Linked DNA regions of Homo sapiens: region 1 is linked to region 2. Evidence: chromatin loops called from intact Hi-C (ENCODE). Cell type or tissue: HepG2. All regions are shown on one strand. Each heading gives the region's core, and the rest is flanking DNA. Links, peaks and the distances in the headings are about the cores only.

Evidence for each region. Hi-C counts contacts between places; a loop is a spot of excess contacts. Peaks named below come from ENCODE experiments on the same cell type or tissue, not always from the same donor. Only the 100,000 strongest peaks of a DNase experiment are listed, where the experiment ranks them.
Region 1: a loop joins it to region 2, with 2.7 times the contacts of the local background. A loop is called at or near these places in 12 of 110 quality-filtered maps.

The regions. Positions count from the first base shown.
Region 1 is chr6:158,391,459-158,399,789 of GRCh38, forward strand. All of the region lies in intron 1 of TULP4 (TUB like protein 4), which reads left to right. Among named protein-coding and RNA genes, the nearest start is that of SNORA116, 73 kb to the left of the region's middle. In HepG2, for the core only: no CTCF peak of the experiment used is centred there; a DNase peak (open chromatin) is centred at 4,893.
Region 2 is chr6:158,239,237-158,247,567 of GRCh38, forward strand. It overlaps a transcript of TULP4 not described here and the pseudogene SRP72P2. Among named protein-coding and RNA genes, the nearest start is that of TULP4, 69 kb to the right of the region's middle. RefSeq lists enhancers at 2,997-3,106, 3,217-3,286, 3,687-3,736. In HepG2, for the core only: no CTCF peak of the experiment used is centred there; a DNase peak (open chromatin) is centred at 3,505.

The sequences.
Region 1 (8,331 bases), core at 135-8,134, 150 kb after region 2:
TGTATGAGGGTGCTCTTAGTGAATTCAAACCTACAAAGGCAAAGTTGGTGACTAATTTTTAAAGTATTTTTCTCTTAGCAGTGACATTTTTCACTAAGACAAAATTTAAAATAGACTGGGCAGTCTGAGTGGCAGGGGCTTTCAAATGACGTTTCATACCTAGTGTCATAAACATGGAATCCCTCAATTAAGGAGAATGAATTGTGAATAGGGACGGGCTACTTTGGTACATGCCACCTGTTTGCTTACTGCTGTATTTGAAGACAGAAGTTTTATCATGTCTTTGCTAGCATCAGATATGGCTGTTATATCTTACAATAACTTTGTGTTGTTATTGTCATTCATTTTACTTATGGAGAGCCACCTAATGTTACCTCTAGTGGCTAAGCATGCTTTCCTCTGAGATGTAAGGAAGCCACACCAGAGCTGGTCTTTTCTGCTTTGCTCACTTCTTTTTTCTTAGTGCCTGGAATGTGGCAGGCACTTAGTAAATAATGTTAAATGTTATGAAGTATATTAGTCCATTTTCACGCTGTTAAATGAATGAAATGTATTAGTTCATTTTCATGCTGCTGAAAACGAAAGACATACCCTAGACTGGGCAGTTTACAAAAGAAAGGTTTAATGGACTTACCATTCCACATGGCTAGGGAGGCCTCACAATCACAGCAGAAGGCAAGGAGGAGCAAGTCATGTCTTACATGGATGGCAGCAAGCAAAGAGAGAGAGCTTGTGCAGGGGAACTAATCTTTTTAAAACCATCAGATCTCATGAGACTTATTCACTATCACGACAACAGCATGGGAAAGAAGTGCCCCCATGATTCTGCCCCCATGATTCTGTTACCTCCCACTAGGTCCCTCCCACAACACGTGGGAATTCAAGATGAGATTTGGGTGGAGACACAGCCAAACCACATCATGAAGTAACAGAATATTTGCCTACCTGTAGCTTATGCAAATAGGAATTTGAATCACATAATAGGAAGCCCAGAGGCAGGTGGCTGCTACCATTTGTCATAAGCTCAAGGCAGCATCTCTGATTCTCCCGGCTTTTTTCTCATAATCACAAGATGACTGCCATAGCTCGACCATAGTGTTAAAGGCAGGAGAAAGCAGGATAGGGTGGTGTCAGCAGATATCTGCTCACATCTCAGGGGCCAGCCTCAGGTCACACAGCTGATGCTGACTACAAGGGGTGGAAATCAGCAGAGGCAGACGAAGGGGATTTTGAGGGGACTATGGCGGCTGAGTGGTGAAGCATTTTGGGATTGAATGCTGGGTACACCGCCACCTTCCTACACTGCCACTGTACCTATTGTTTAAATTTGTATTTCTTTTTTTTTTTTTTTTTTTTTTTTTGAGATGGAGTCTCGCTCCATTGCCAGGCTGGAGTGCAGTGGCGTGATCTCGGCTTGCTGCAACCTCCACCTTCTGGGTTCAAGCGATTCTCCTGCCTCAGCCTCCTGAATAGCTAGGATTACAGGCACTCCAGCCTGGGTGACAGAGTGAGACTCTGTCTGTATTTAAAAAAAAAAAAAAAATCAACAACAAGTGAGTTACTTCCAAGATACAGTGGGGGTACATTTATTGGGTAAATGCTCTTGATCCAAATGGGAAAAATTGGCCAAAACAAAGGGGCTACAGGCCCCATGCAAGACTGAAACCCAGCAGAACAGCCATTAAATCTTAAAGCTCCAAAATAATCTCCTTTGACTCCATGTCTCATATCCAGGGCATGCTGATGCAAGAGGTGGGCTCCCAAGGCTTTGGGCAGGTCTGCCCCTGTGGCTCTGTAGGGTACAGCCCCCATGGCTGCTTTCATGGACTGGTGTTGAGTGTCTGTGGCTTTTTCAGGTACATGGTACAAGCTGTCGGTGGACCTACCATTCTGGGGTCTAGAGGATGGTGGCCCTCTTCTCACAGCTTCACCAGGCAGTGCCCCAGTGGGGACTCTGTGTGGGCTCCAACCCCACATTTCCCCTCACATTGCCTTAGTAAAGGTTCTCCATAAGGGCTCCACTCCTGCAGCAGACTTCTCCCTGGACATCCAGGCATTTCCATACATCCTCTGAAATCTAGGCAGAGGTTTCCAGACCTCAACTATTGCCTTCTGTGCACCCATAGGCCCAACATCATATAGAAGCTACTGAGGCTTTGGGCTTGTTCCCTCTGAAGCAACAGCCTGAGCTGTACCTTGGCCCCTTTTAGCTACAACTGGAGCTAGAGCGGCTGGGACACAGGGTGCCATGTCGTAAGGCTGCACAGAGCAGCAGGGACCCTGGGCCCAGCCCACTAATTCATTTTTTCTTCCTAGGCCTCCAGAGCTGTGATAGGACGGGCTGCAGGGAAAATATCTGAAATGACCTGGAGACATTTTCCCCATCGTCTTGGCGATTAACATTCAGCTCCTCTTTACTTATGCAAATTTCTATAGCTGGCAGCTTGAATTTCTCCCCAGAAAATGGGTTTTTCCTTTCTACCACATGGCCAGACTGCAATTTTTCCAAACTTTTATGCTCTGCTTCCCTTTTAAACATAAGTTCCATTTTCAGACCATCTTTTTATGAACACATATGACTTCATGCTGTTAGGAGCAGCCAGGCTACATCTTGACTGCTTTGCTGCTTAGAAATTTCTTCTGGCAGATACCCTAATCATCTCTCTCAAGTTCAAAGTTCCACAGTTCCCTAGAGCAGAGGCACAATGCCTCCAGTCTCTTTGCTAAAGCATAGCAAGAGTTACCTTTGCTCCATTTCCCAGTAAGTTCTTCATCTCCATCTGAGACAACCTCAGCCTGGATTTTATTGTCGGTATCACTATCAGCATTTTGGTTAAAACTGTTGAGCAAGTCTCTAGGAAGTTCCAAACTTTCCCACAATCCTCCTGTCTTCTGAGCCCTCCAAACTGTTCTAACCTTTGCCTATTACCCAGTTTCGAAGTCGCTTCCACATTTTCAGGTATCTTCATAGCAATGCCCCACTCCTGGTACCGATTTTCTGTATTACTTCCATTGTTATACTGCTATAAAGAACTACCTGCATGGCTGGGCGCGGTGGCTCACACCTGTAATCCCAGCACTTTGGAAGGCTGAGGCGGGCAGATCACGAAGTCAGGAGATCGAGACCATCCTGGCTAACATGGTGAAACCCTGTCTCTACTAAAAATACAAAAAAAAAATTAGCCGGACGTGGTGGCGGGCGCCTGTAGTCCCAGCTGCTTGGGAGGCTGAGGCAGGAGAATGGCGTGAACCCGGGAGGCGGAGCTTGCAGTGAACCCAGATTGTGCTACTGCACTCCAGCCTGGGCAACTGAGCAAGGCTCTGTCTCAAAAAAAAAAAAAAAAAAAAAAAAAAAAGGAACTACCTGAGGCAGGGTAATTTATGAAGAAAAGAGATTTAATTGCCTCACAATTCCACAGGCTTAATAGGAAGGATGACTGGGAGGCCTCAGGATACTTGAAATCATGCAGTTGGAAGGCAAAGGGGAAGGAAGGTTCTTCACATGGTGGTAGAAGAGAGAGACCCAAGCAGGAAGTGCCACACACTTTTAAATCATCAGATCTCGTGAGAACTCACTGTCATGGGAACAGCAAGAGGGAAATCCGCCCCCATGATCCAGTCACCTCCCACCAGGTCCCTCCTCCAATTTGACATGAGATTTGGGCGGGGACACAAATCCAAATCATATCAGGGGATTACATTTCATCATGAGTTTTGGAGGGGACAAATATTCAAACCATACCATCCCATGTTTCCCTGGGTTGATCTGTAAAATTTCAGCAGTGATTCCAGTGGCTCACTCCTTGGAACAGTCACTGTCAGTAGAAGTATGGAAGACCTGGCCGGGCACGGTGGCTCATGCCTGTAATCCCAGCACTTTGGGAGGCTGAGGCAGGCGGATCACCTAAGGTCGGGAGTTTGAGACCAGCCTGACCAGCATGGAGAAACCCCATCTCTACTAAAAATACAAAAATTAGCTGGGCATGGTGGTACTTGCCTGTAATCCCAGCTACTCAGGAGGCTGAGGCAGGAGAATCGCTTGAACCTGGGAGGCGGAGGTTGTGGTGAGCTGAGAGCGTGCCATTTCACTCCAGCCTGGGCAACAAGAGCAAAACTCTGTCTAAAAAAAAAAAAAAAAGGAAGACCTGATTGGCTGGCCTGAGTCATAGTCCTCCATGTAGCTGGCTGGCCCTGAGGTAAAGTGATGGGCGGGGGGGGGGTCATGGCAGAAGCACCTGGGATGGACTAGGGGTCACTGTTTCTGTTGTGGAAGCCAAGAGTGGGAACATGTGGAAACAACGAGTGTCTACCACAGACCTAAATTTATGCAGTTCTAGTTGAGCCTGTTTTTCTTTGATTTTTTTTTTTCCGTTGCCTCAAAGTTTAGAAGTCTGTCATTTTTCAAAGATGTACTACAATTCTGTTTTATGCTGGATTTTGCTATGGTTTGGTATTTTTATACGTTGCACAGTCCTCCTAGAGTTAATATGAAATACGATGTCGAGTGAGTTAGTGTAATGCTAAGGGCCATGAGCTCTTGACCCAGATTGCCTGGCTCCACCATTTAACAGCTGTGATTATGAAATTTTCCTGTGCCTCAGTTTTCTCAGTGCTAAAAGTAGGGAAAATAGTTCCTGCTATTTTGAATAATCTTCGTAGTTCAATGAGAAAATATATGCAATAATGTTAGTAGAGAACCAAGCAGAGTGTTTGTACCTAGTAAATATTAGCTGCCATTATTATTATTGTTGTTCTTTGTATTTCCTCTCCCCAACCTCTATTCTCTCATGTCGAGGGCAGAACCCAGGTTGGCTCTTCTTTTTTGTCCTGCTCTCTTTGTCAGCTTGTCACTTGCATTCTCTCGGCTAGTATCACCCTTGCGTAAAAGCAATTCAGTCAGGCAATGAAGAAATATTTACACAGAGCTTAAACCGTGCGTGTTTTCTTTGAGGCAGTGGTCCATTTTATCAAATCAAATAAGTAACATAATCAACTTTTGGTTTCCTTACCTCAGGTGCAGTACTTTAAGAAGGTAGTGTGGAGGAAATAATATATATACAAGGAATTAATTAGTATGAAGTTGATCCTCAGAAAATATACCAAATGGACAGAATTTAATGTAGCATTCTCTAATTTTTATGTAATTACATATATGAAAGCATATAAATAATATATATTTTTAAAGTGTAAAATGCATAAAAAGAAGGTAAAACTCCATCATAACCCCACTTCCTAGAAATAACCAGTGTTTACAGATTGATGTCTCTTAGGCTGCTTTCTATACAGATACATACACATTGTAATATAACTTAAGATATTTCATTTAAATAGTCACAAGGAGGAAAGGTTTAACTTCCCTAAAGAAATGTATGTACTTTCCCCCCAAGTTCTGGCACTCGGAATCCCGAGAAATCGGTGGAGGCTATTCTGTGTAATCTGATGAGAGTGCAGCTGGAAGAGGCGGGCTGCGTGGTTTTACATGACATTAACTAGGGATGTGGGGAAGTGGATCATGATGAGATTGAATAGCTGATGCAGTTATGGAAGGTGAGAAGGTTTGCTCAGCAGGAGAGAGATTTTCAATAGTAAGGTGAATTTTAGGCAGAAACAGACAACCAGGTAGTGAGCAACCAGAGGGAATCCATGGGAAATGGCCCTGGAAGACCACCACCAGCAAGTGTCTGTCCATCTGACAGCAGTTTATGGAAACTCCCTTGAGTGAGGGGCAAGGGTCAGTCCTGGCCAGGGTCACAGGTACCTGCTGGAATCTGGGATGGAAGCATGTGGTCACTTGTGCTGTTACTCTGACTTGTCTAGTTCTCCCCTATCCAGGCACAGGATACCATCACACTTCTCCTTTCCTGTCAGGTTAGATGTTTTTAGCTAATTGGCCTTGTCCAATAGAGTATGCGTGGAGACCTTGTAAATCTCTGCCTGAGTGTCCATTCTCCCTCTTCCTGGTACTGCAGAAGAGGTACTAGAGCAAGTCTGTCCAACCTGTGGGCCTCATGCAGCCCAACACAAATTCGTAAACTTTCTTAAAACATTGAGTTTTTTTTGCAATTTTTTTTTTTTAGGTCATCAGCTATTGTTAGGTGTTTTGTTTGTTTGTTTGTTTGTTTTTTGTCATCAGCTATTGTTTTTGATGTGTGGCCCAAGACAATTCTTCTTCCAGTGTGGCCCAGGGAAACCAAAAGATTGGACACCCCTGTACTAAAGGCTCTCCCACTCATGTGCCTGAGTGAAGATAGTGTAGAACAGAGCCTCAGCCGGCCCACGTGGCCGTGAAGCATGATTAAAAAATAAGCCTTGGCTATTTTAAGCCAGTGAGATCTGGGGCATTGTTTGTCATTGCAGCAAAACATAGCCTCTTCGTGATTGATAGTGGTGTCATCCTTTAGCCTCAACCCTGCAAAACCAATTTACCTGTTCCTGGGGCTGGTATGAGTTACAGGTGAGCTGGGCCAAGGTGAAATTCTGATGTAGCTTCTGTAGATTGGCAATCTTAAGCTCCTACCTAATTGAAAATAGTAGGTTTATTTTGGTATATAAAATATATTAATGGCCTCCTATTTTTTCATATATTATGGAAATTTGAAAGTAAAAAGGCTGAAAACAGGATAGATACAGATGTTTTGTAAGGCAGTGAGGACAGCACCATAAAACAATAGGTCTGTGCTGGGCCTTTCTCCCATAGACACTAGCAGTGCAGGGCTGATGCCTCAGGTACCTGGTGCCCCCAGCATACCAGCCATAGGCCTTTTGCCTCTTTCAGCGGGTACTGTGGCTGATACTTTTGGAACCCACAGTCATTAGTCTATCTGTGTACTATAAATCCCCTAGTACATACAAGGTGTGGGAAGAGATTTAGCAGTTCTCCAAACCAAGCTACCAACCAGAGCAAGCAGGCTCCTGTTGGCTAGTTCACAATGTCCCCCCTTTCCCCCTCCTCCTCACCCACCCACTGTGATCTCTGGAGTAAGCTCCAGCCCTCACCCAGTTCACTACCCTTAAGGAGTGAGCCCTATGAGGAAGGAGCATGGGCACTTACTCTGTCCACTGGGGTTTTGAAGGCCTCCACCTCACGATGAAGTCAGAGGATGCTTCTGTTTAGCACTGGCCTGCATTGCTGCAAATGCCAGCCTTTCCCTTCTTACTAATTTTTAAAAAAGACTTTCTGAGGTGGAGGAGGTGGTCATAGGAGACAGCAGCTTAGTATAATTAGTTAAGGTGGAAAGGCAATTTGTACAAAATTCAATTGTTCTTCTGTAAGAACCACCACTATAGATTCAATAAAACTGTTTTCCATTAATAGAATTTTCTTATCTTTAAATGCCTTGACAAAATTACAAAACCAATGTGACCTCTCAGTGTACTGGTATTTGCTTTGTTTTGGTAAAATGACTTTGCCACTCCCTAAGTGACAAGCCAGTGTATTAGTCTGAGGTGCGGGTTATTTTTCTCTTAGAGTTGTCAGACATTTTCTGAGGGAGAAAGAGCCTGGATTTGTGTGTGTATGTGTGTGAACGTTGTGTGGATACAGGTGTATGCAACTGCCAGTAACTTCCTTTTACAGGGATTGATGTTTTCACTTATAAAATAGATGCTTTTCTCTGCCTCAGTTTTGCAGCTATATAGATTAAATCCTAATGTAGTGAGGAGTCTGAAGATTGGTAGTTTATTTTAGGACTTTTGAAGTAATAGAAAAAAGGGCAGAGGCAAGAATTGTTGTTTCTAGGCAGTGAATGACCTTATGGGCTTATCTTGCTAACCCTTGGCAGTTTTCATCTCACTTGTTTTTACAGATGCTGAACAGCTAATCCAGTGACCTGAGGAAGGAAGCACTTGCCATTCATCCTCAGCTGAGTTCTGTTTCAGCATTTTACATGATGTTACAGCCAATGATTTGGACTTTTAGTTCTCCTTTAGTTCATTGCCTTGAAAACTTCAATGTGTATGTGAAATACCTGTTCACATGCAGGTCCTGATTCACTGGAACTGGAGTAGAGCCTGAAGTTCTGCATTTTAACAAGCTCGCAGGTGCTGCTGCTAGTCCAAGGACCACACTTGAGTTAGAATCAGTGAAGTGTACTTACTGGTGGTGGTAAATGCTGGCCTCAGACCATACTGCCTGAGAGCATATTTCAAGTCCAGCTGCTGGGAGATCAGGCACTTCATATATGTGTACCTTTACGTAAAAAATAATCATACATAACGCTTATTGAATCTTTCTGTGTGCCAGACAGTTTTTGTTTTATTTCTCACAACCTCTCTATTTGTGGGTGAGACTTGCTCAAAGTCCCAAGTTAGTAGTTCCGCAGCCAGAATTCA
Region 2 (8,331 bases), core at 38-8,037:
ACCCCCCCACCTCCCTCCCGGACCGGGCGGCTGGCCGGGCAGAGGGGCTCCTCACTTCCCAGTAGGGGCGGCCGGGCAGAGGCGCCCCTCACCTCCCGGACGGGGCGGCTGGCCGGGCAGGGGGGCTGACACCCCCCACCTCCCTCCCGGACGGGGCGGCTGGCCGGGCGGGGGGCTGACCCCCCCACCTCCCTCCCGGACGGGGCGGCTGGCCGGGTGGGGGGCTGACCCCCCCACCTCCCTCCCGGACGGGGAGGCTGGCCGGGCAGAGGGGCTCCTCACTTCCCAGTAAGGGCAGCCGGGCAGAGGCGCCCCTCACCTCCCGGACGGGGCGGCTGGCCGGGCAGGGGGGCTGACCCCCCCCACCTCCCTCCCGGACGGGGCGGCTGGCCGGGTGGGGGGCTGACCCCCCCACCTCCCTCCCGGACCGGGCGGCTGGCCGGGCAGAGGGGCTCCTCACTTCCCAGTAGGGGCGGCCGGGCAGAGGCGCCCCTCACCTCCCAGACGGGGCGGCTGGCCGGGCGGAGGGCTGACCCCCCCACCTCCCTCCCGGACAGGGCGGCTGGCCGGGCGGGGGGCTGACCCCCCCACCTCCCTCCCGGACGGGGCGGCTGGCCGGGCAGAGGGGCTCCTCACTTCCCAGTAGGGGCGGCCGGGCAGAGGCGCCCCTCACCTCCCGGACGGGGCGGCTGGCCGGGCAGGGGGGCTGACCCCCCCCACCTCCCTCCCGGACGGGGCGGCTGGCTGGGCGGGGGGCTGACCCCCCCACCTCCCTCCCGGACGGGGCGGCTGGCCGGGCGGGGGGCTGACCCCCCCACCTCCCTCCCGGACGGGGCGGCTGGCCGGGCAGAGGGGCTCCTCACTTCCCAGTAGGGGCGGCCGGGCAGAGGCGCCCCTCACCTCCCAGACGGGGCGGCTGGCCGGGCGGAGGGCTGTCCCCCCCACCTCCCTCCCGGACAGGGCGGCTGGCCGGGCGGGGGGCTGACCCCCCCACCTCCCTCCCGGACGGGGCGGCTGGCCGGGCAGAGGGGCTCCTCACTTCCCAGTAGGGGTGGCCGGGCAGAGGCGCCCCTCACCTCCCGGACGGGGCGGCTGGCCGGGCGGGGGGCTGACTCCCCCACCTCCCTCCCGGACCGGGCGGCTGGCCGGGCAGAGGGGCTCCTCACTTCCCAGTAGGGGCGGCCGGGCAGAGGCGCCCCTCACCTCCCAGACGGGGCGGCTGGCTGGGCGGAAGGCTGACCCCCCCACCTCCCTCCCGGACAGGGCGGCTGGCCGGGCGGGGGGCTGACCCCCCCACCTCCCTCCCGGACGGGGGCGGCTGGCCGGGCAGAGGGGCTCCTCACTTCCCAGTAGGGGCGGCCGGGCAGAGGCGCCCCTCACCTCCCAGACGGGGCGGCTGGCCGGGTGGAGGCTGACCCCCCCACCTCCCTCCCAGACGGGGCAGCTGGCCAGGCGGGGGGCTGACCCCCCCCACCTCCCTCCCGGACGGGGCGGCTGGCCGGGCGGGGGGCTGACCCCCCCACCTCCCTCCCGGTCGGCACGGCTGGCCAGGCGGGGGGCTGAACCCCCCACCTCCCTCCCGGATGGCATGGCTGGCTGGGCGGGGGGGCTGACCCCCCACCTCCCTCCCGGACGGGGTGGCTGCCGGGCGGAGACGCTCCTCACTTCCCAGATCGGGTGGCTGCCGGGCGGAGAGGCTCCTCACTTCTCAGTCAGGGCAGCTGCCGGGCGGAGGGGCTCCTCACTTCTCAGACGGGGTGGTTGCCAGGCAGAGGGTCTCCTCACTTCTCAGATGGGGCGGCCGGGTAGAGACGCTCCTCACCTCCCAGACGGGGTCTCGGCCGGGCAGAGGCGCTCCTCACGTCCCAGAGGGGGCGGCGGGGCAGAGGCGCTCCCCACATCTCAGACGATGGGCGGCCGGGCAGAGACGCTCCTCACTTCCTAGATGTGATGGCGGCTGGGAAGAGGCGCTCCTCACTTCCTAGATGGGATGGCGGCCGGGCGGAGACGCTCCTCACTTTCCAGACTGGGCAGCCAGGCAGAGGGGCTCCTCACATCCCAGATGATGGGCGGCCAGGCAGACACTCCTCACTTCCCAGACGGGGTGGCGGCCGGGCAGAGGCTGCAATCTCGGCACTTTGGGAGGCCAAGGCAGGCGGCTGGGAGGTGTAGGTTGTAGTGAGCTGAGATCACGCCACTGCACTCCAGCCTGGGCACCATTGAGCACTGAGTGAACGAGACTCCGTCTGCAATCCCGGCACCTCGGGAGGCCAAGGCTGGCGGATCACTCGCGGTTAGGGGCTGGAGACCGCCCGGCCAATACAGCGAAACCCCGTCTCCACCAAAACCAGTCAGGCGTGAAATTGTTTTTTTTTTGAGATGGTGTCTCGCTCTGTCACCCAGGCTGGAGTGCAGTGGCGTGACCTTGGCTCACCGCAACCTCTGCGTCTCTGGTTCAAGCGATTCTTCTGCCTCAGCCTCCCGAGTAGCCGGGACTACAGGCACGCACCATCACGCCCAGCTAATTTTTGTATTTTTAGTAGAGACGGGGTTTTACCGTATTGGCCAGGCTGGTCTCGAACTCCTGACCTTGTGATCTGCCTGCCTCCGCCTCCCAAAGTGCTGGGATTACAGGCATGAGCCACCGCGCCAGGCCAGCTTTGTTAAATTCTATAGCTTGTAGTTGTTTCTTGGAAAGCTTAAACTCTACTCTTTCCGCATTGGTTAATTTCACTTTCTTCTTGGAGTCAAAGACATTTTGGTCCTTGTTAATGGTAATGATGTTATTTGCAATTACATCTAGTAACCCTACATCCGTTGGTTTTAGTAGTAGTATTTGATTGTAAAGTTGCAGAGCCTCCTCTGTTTGACCCTGAAGCTGCAGAATATAGGCCATCTGACCATAAGTGATGGCCAGTCCTGCCTGTGGGTCTTCCTCAGTCTCATCAGTGTCTTCTGATAATGAATGGTGGCAAAGACCTTCAGCTTTTTGTAGGATGTTCATGGCCTGGTTCAGCTGGCCGTGGTCTATCAGTGCACATGCAGTGTTTAGCACAGCTCATGTGTGCCTTCTTGGAAGCCCAGGCTCTCTGGAGCCACTTTTTCCCAATTGCTTTGAGCTGCAACAACTGCTGAAGGGTTTGTTTTCCTCTCCTCATCATAAGCATCGTGGGAGTTTCGGACGAGATCTCTTTATGCCACTAAGCATTCATCATAGTGTTCCAAACGGTGTAACACTTATCCATAAAGCTCCTTCAGTTTGTCTGTCTGCCGGTTGGTACTTTCTACTGTCTTCAAGACATTCTCAATTCTGTTGAGCCTGTACTCGCAATATGCCTTTTCAAAGGAGAGAGAGTTATTGGCTAACAGTTTGGTGCAAGTATTGATGACATTCAAGGCTTCTCTGAAACTTCCTTTCTGGATAAGGCATATCACTTTACAATGCAGGCCAGTTACATCATCTTTGTGGATCTGCAGTATCTTATTGACAGGCTTGAGAGCACACAGGAAGTTGCTGTTCTGGCCGTACCGGTTCACTTCACTCCACACAGCACAGGCACTGAAACTCCACCCTGCTGCTCACTGTCGCCCAGGCTGGAGTGCAGTGGCGCAATCTTGGCTCACTGCAACCTTCGCCTCCCGGGTTCAAGTGATTCTCCTTGCCCCAGCTTCCCAAGTAGCTGGGATTACAGGTGCCCACCACAACACCCGGCTAATTTTTTTGTTGTTTTTAGTAGAGACAGGGTTTCACTATGTTGGCTAGGCTGGTCTCGAACTCCTGACTTCGTGATCCGCCCGCCTCGGCCTCCCAAAGTGCTGGGATTGCAGACGTGAGCCACCGCACCCGGCCTATCATGGAAATTTTAAAACATTGCTAACAGTGGAGACTGGTGTAATAAAGCACTGTATCTTGCCCAGCTTTGGCAATTTTAAAACGTTACCAGTTTTGTTTGAGCAATACCTCTCACGTCCCTCCACTTGGATTATTTTAAAGCAAATCAAGCTGTCATATAATTTTGTCTGTAAATATTTTAGTACATGTCTCCAAAAGAAAAAGACCCCTTAAAATAATTACAATACTATTATCTTACCTTAAAAATTTTTTCTTAGTATCATCAGATATCCAATCAATACTCCTTGACTGCAGTATATATTTGTGTGTATGTATGTGTGTGTATGGGCGTGTACGTGTGTGTGTGTGTGTTTATATCATATCATATATATATATATGATTGTTTGAATTAAGATGCAAATAAGGTCCATACATTGCAGTTGGATGGTTTAAAGTCTCTTTTAACCTATAGGTTCTCTATCTTTTTTTTTCTTTGCAACTCTTTATTGAAGAAACTGAATTTTATTCTTTGCATCCTTGTAATGTAAAATATGTTATTTTATTTCTTGTGTTTCCTGTACATTGGTAGTTCATTGTAGAGGCTAAATCAAAAGAATCCAATTTTATTTTTTTGTGAGGGCAGGATTATTTTCATCAGGAAGTCTTCTTTCTTTCTTTTTGTGATACTAGCAACCATTCTTGAATGTTAACTTGGTCTATGAGTTCAGGAGGGATTACAATATGGTTACATCCTGTCATTTAGTTATTAGCTGAAATAGGTGTGTGTGTGTGTGTGTGTGTGTGTGTGTGTGTGTGTGTAGAAATTCTCCTTTGTCAATTATTTGGTTACCTTGAGGTATAGAGTGTATAGGAAGGGTTTGAAAAGTGTCTGATTATTTCCCTTGATTTACCAGTTTTCAAAGTTATGATTTGGTCCCCTAGCATCCTCCAGTGGTGATGGTTGAGGGTTTTAAATTTTTTCGCATAACATTATGAACGCCTATTTTAGCATACGTGGTGTGTTTCAGTCCATTGCAGTTACTGTCCTTTCGATGCTCAAATTGCTCCCTCTTTGGGCAGTGTAGGCTTATTTAGGCTGGCACCTGAGTCCTTCTGACACGTCTCTAGTAATCTCATAGCTTCCTTGCTTTACGATATGATGAGATGTTTCAGGTTCGTCCTGTATACTTTCTGTTTCAGACATGAAATCAGAGCAGACCATTTTTAAAAGAAAAAAAACCTAAATGTGCAATAAACAAAATGTTCAGTTTTACTAGTCATTAAATAAATAGAATTCAGAGCTAAAGTAGATACCATTTGTTGTGGACTGAGTGTTTGAGTCCCCCTACCCCCGTTCATATGTTGAAGCCCTAAGTCCCAATGTGATAGTATTTGGAAGTGGGGTCTGTAGGAGGTAATTAAGGTTAGATGAGGTCATGAGTGTGGGGCCTTCATATGGGCTTAGTGTCCTTAGAAGAAGAGACACCAGGAGGCTTGCTTTTTTTCTCCCCATGTGAGCACACAGCAGGATGGCAGCTGCCTACAAGGGAGGAAAAAAAGCCTGAGAATGAAACCTACCTTGCTGGTACCTTGATCTTAGACTTTTAGCCTCCAGAACTTCGAGAAATAAATTTCTGTTGTGGCCGGGCATGGTGGCTCATGCCTGTAGTCCTAGCACTTTGGGAGGCTGAGGTGAGACGATCACTTGAGCACAGGAGTTTGAGACCAGCCTGGGCAACATAGCGAGACTTTGTCTCTATTTATTTATTTTTTATTTAAATAATAATAAAAAAACTAAAAACATAAAAGAAACAAAATAAATTTCTGTTGTTTAAGCCACTCAGTTTATGGTTTTATCGCAGCCTGAGCAGACTTAAGACAGCATTTTTCAGTGATTATGTTGGCAATATAATTTAGACACAATTTTTTTATTTTTTTGGAGACAGGGTCTTACTTTGTCACCCAGGCTGGAGTGCAGTGGTGCGATCATGCTTACTGCAGCCTGGCCTCCCAGGTTCAAGCAATCCTCCTCCCTTAGCCTTCTGAGTAGCTGGGACTACGGGCACATATCACCACACCTGGTCAATTAAATTTTTTTTTTTTTTTTTTAGGGATGAAGCCTCACTATGTTGCCCAGGCTGGTCTTGAACTCCTGGGCTCAAGGGATCCTCCTGCCTTGCCCTCCCGAAGTGTTGGGGTTACAGGTGTGAGCCACCGCACCCGGCCTAGACCCAATTTAGTCCTTTATGGATTTGAAATGATTTGGTAAAGTTTAATATAAAGTATCATGTTATGATGACTTCTGCTGTTCCTTCTCTTGCTGATCTTATTATTTGGGCATCTCCTGGTGTGGAAAGGGAATGATAAGGATGATGGTAATTCTCGGTGCTGGTGCAGATGAAGGGAGGTATGTCCTCTCAGATAGCCTATGTAGACATTGATGCACTCAGTCCAGATAGCTGCTGTTAGATATCACAATGCAAAGTGTGCATAGCCTTCTACCCAGAAAGTCCACATTTAGTAGGAATTTATTCTGAAGAAATAGTAGGAAATGTTAGAACAGATATATGTACATAGTAAAGAATAGGAAATAACCTTAGACAAGGAATTATTTAAATGGATTATATTACCTTCCTTGCATGCAGCCATTGAAAGTGATGACATGCATTTATAGCAACCAATCTGGGAAGGTACCCATAATATTGAGTGAAAAAGATAGGTTACATAAACATAGGCACAGCACTTGGAAACATATAGGCACAGAAGATGCTGAACAACTAGGCTTTGAAGGCTGAGCCGAGAGGATCTAAGCTCCAGAAACCACCTAATAGATGTTTGTTTAGGTAACCATGGTCTCAAAGACTGCACCAACTGGTTTAATTCTCCTGTCATAAGATTCAAATTTCCTGGACTGAGCATATGATTGACCGTGAGTAATTTGCCTACCCCTTAGGGGTGTGTGTGTGTGTGTGTGTGTGTGTGTGTGTGTGTGTGTATTGTTCTCAATTGAGATTTCTATAAAGACCATATAGAATGGGGACGGACTCACAAGGAGAGTTGAGGTTATTTTAACTAAAGAAAGGGGAAGACATTCCAGGAAGACAAGGAGATAGATGCTCACTACCTATTTAGCTAAAATTAAATACATCTGGGCCGGGCATGGTGGCTCATGCCTGTAATCCCAGCACTTTGGGAGGCTGAGGTGGGTGGATTACGAGGTCAGGAGATCGAGACCACGGTGAAACCCAGTCTCTACTAAAAATACAAAAAAGGATTAGCCGGGCGTGGTGGCAGGCGCCTGTAGTCCCAGCTACTCAGGAGGCTGAGGCAGGAGAATGGCGTGAACCCAGGAGGCGGAGCTTGCAGTGAGCTGAGATCGCACCACTGCACTCCAGCCTGGGCGACAAAGTGAGACTCCATCTCAAAAAAAAAAAAAAAATTAAATACATTATTTGCTCAGAAACATTAATCACATCTCTATAAAATGACTGCAAACTCTGATAAATAAATGCTTTCTTTTCCTTTTAACCATCTCTTTACCATGGTAGGATCTATACCAGTGAGTCAGCTCTACTTGGTTTCTTGCTTTCATAGAATATAATTGGTGAAAATTAAAATTTTGAATTCATGGATTTAAAAATTTATGCCCTTTTTCCTTTTAAATATGGCTAATTTAGAATCAGTTATTTTTTCTAATGTAAGCAGAAATAACAGTCTCTATACTTATGTGGTGTCAAGGATACTCACCCGTGAGATAAAGAGTATTTTAAGAATAGAATTGAAATGTAGTATTTATGGAAAGCTCCAACAGTAATGGTGTGGTAGGTTATAGAGTGTAGGAAGTTATTCTGTAGGTGTGCAGCAGTGCTGTGCAGAGGATATAGATTTATTTGAACATCTTTCTCACTGTTATTATTTTTAATCAGAAACACAATTAGAGTCAAAATGGATTTGAGAGAGCTTTGCAAAAGATACACACTATAATGTAAGATACTGATTTCTCACTTTTTAAAAATTAAAGACTCAATTTAGACTGTAATGGATGGGAAAGGATTTGGAAACATGTTACATGGGGTATTAGGTTATTACCATTATTTCTACTGTTTCTTCCTTTTGTAGTTTTAACATGTATCCCAGTTTGTAATGGGCATATTAGATCCCCTGGGATAAAGTGCTTGTAGAGTCTAATCTATTAATGTCTGGTTAAGTCTAAGAATTTGATCCTTTAAGTCAATCATGGTTTATGAAACATTTTTTAAGATTTTTATGAAAGAAAGCTATGAAGTCTTACAGCTTTTATTTGTATGTTTCAGCTATTGATCCAGCTAGTTACTAGTTGGAACACTACATTCTAAAGACTCATTCGTATCTGCTTTCCAAAACTGTTGCTCAGCAATTTTGAATTCTACTTAAATGTTATAGAGTGTTGTCACTAGGTTCAGAATTTTTTCATCCTACTGGATGTTTCTTTTATTAGTTTCTTGTCAAGGACAAAAGGA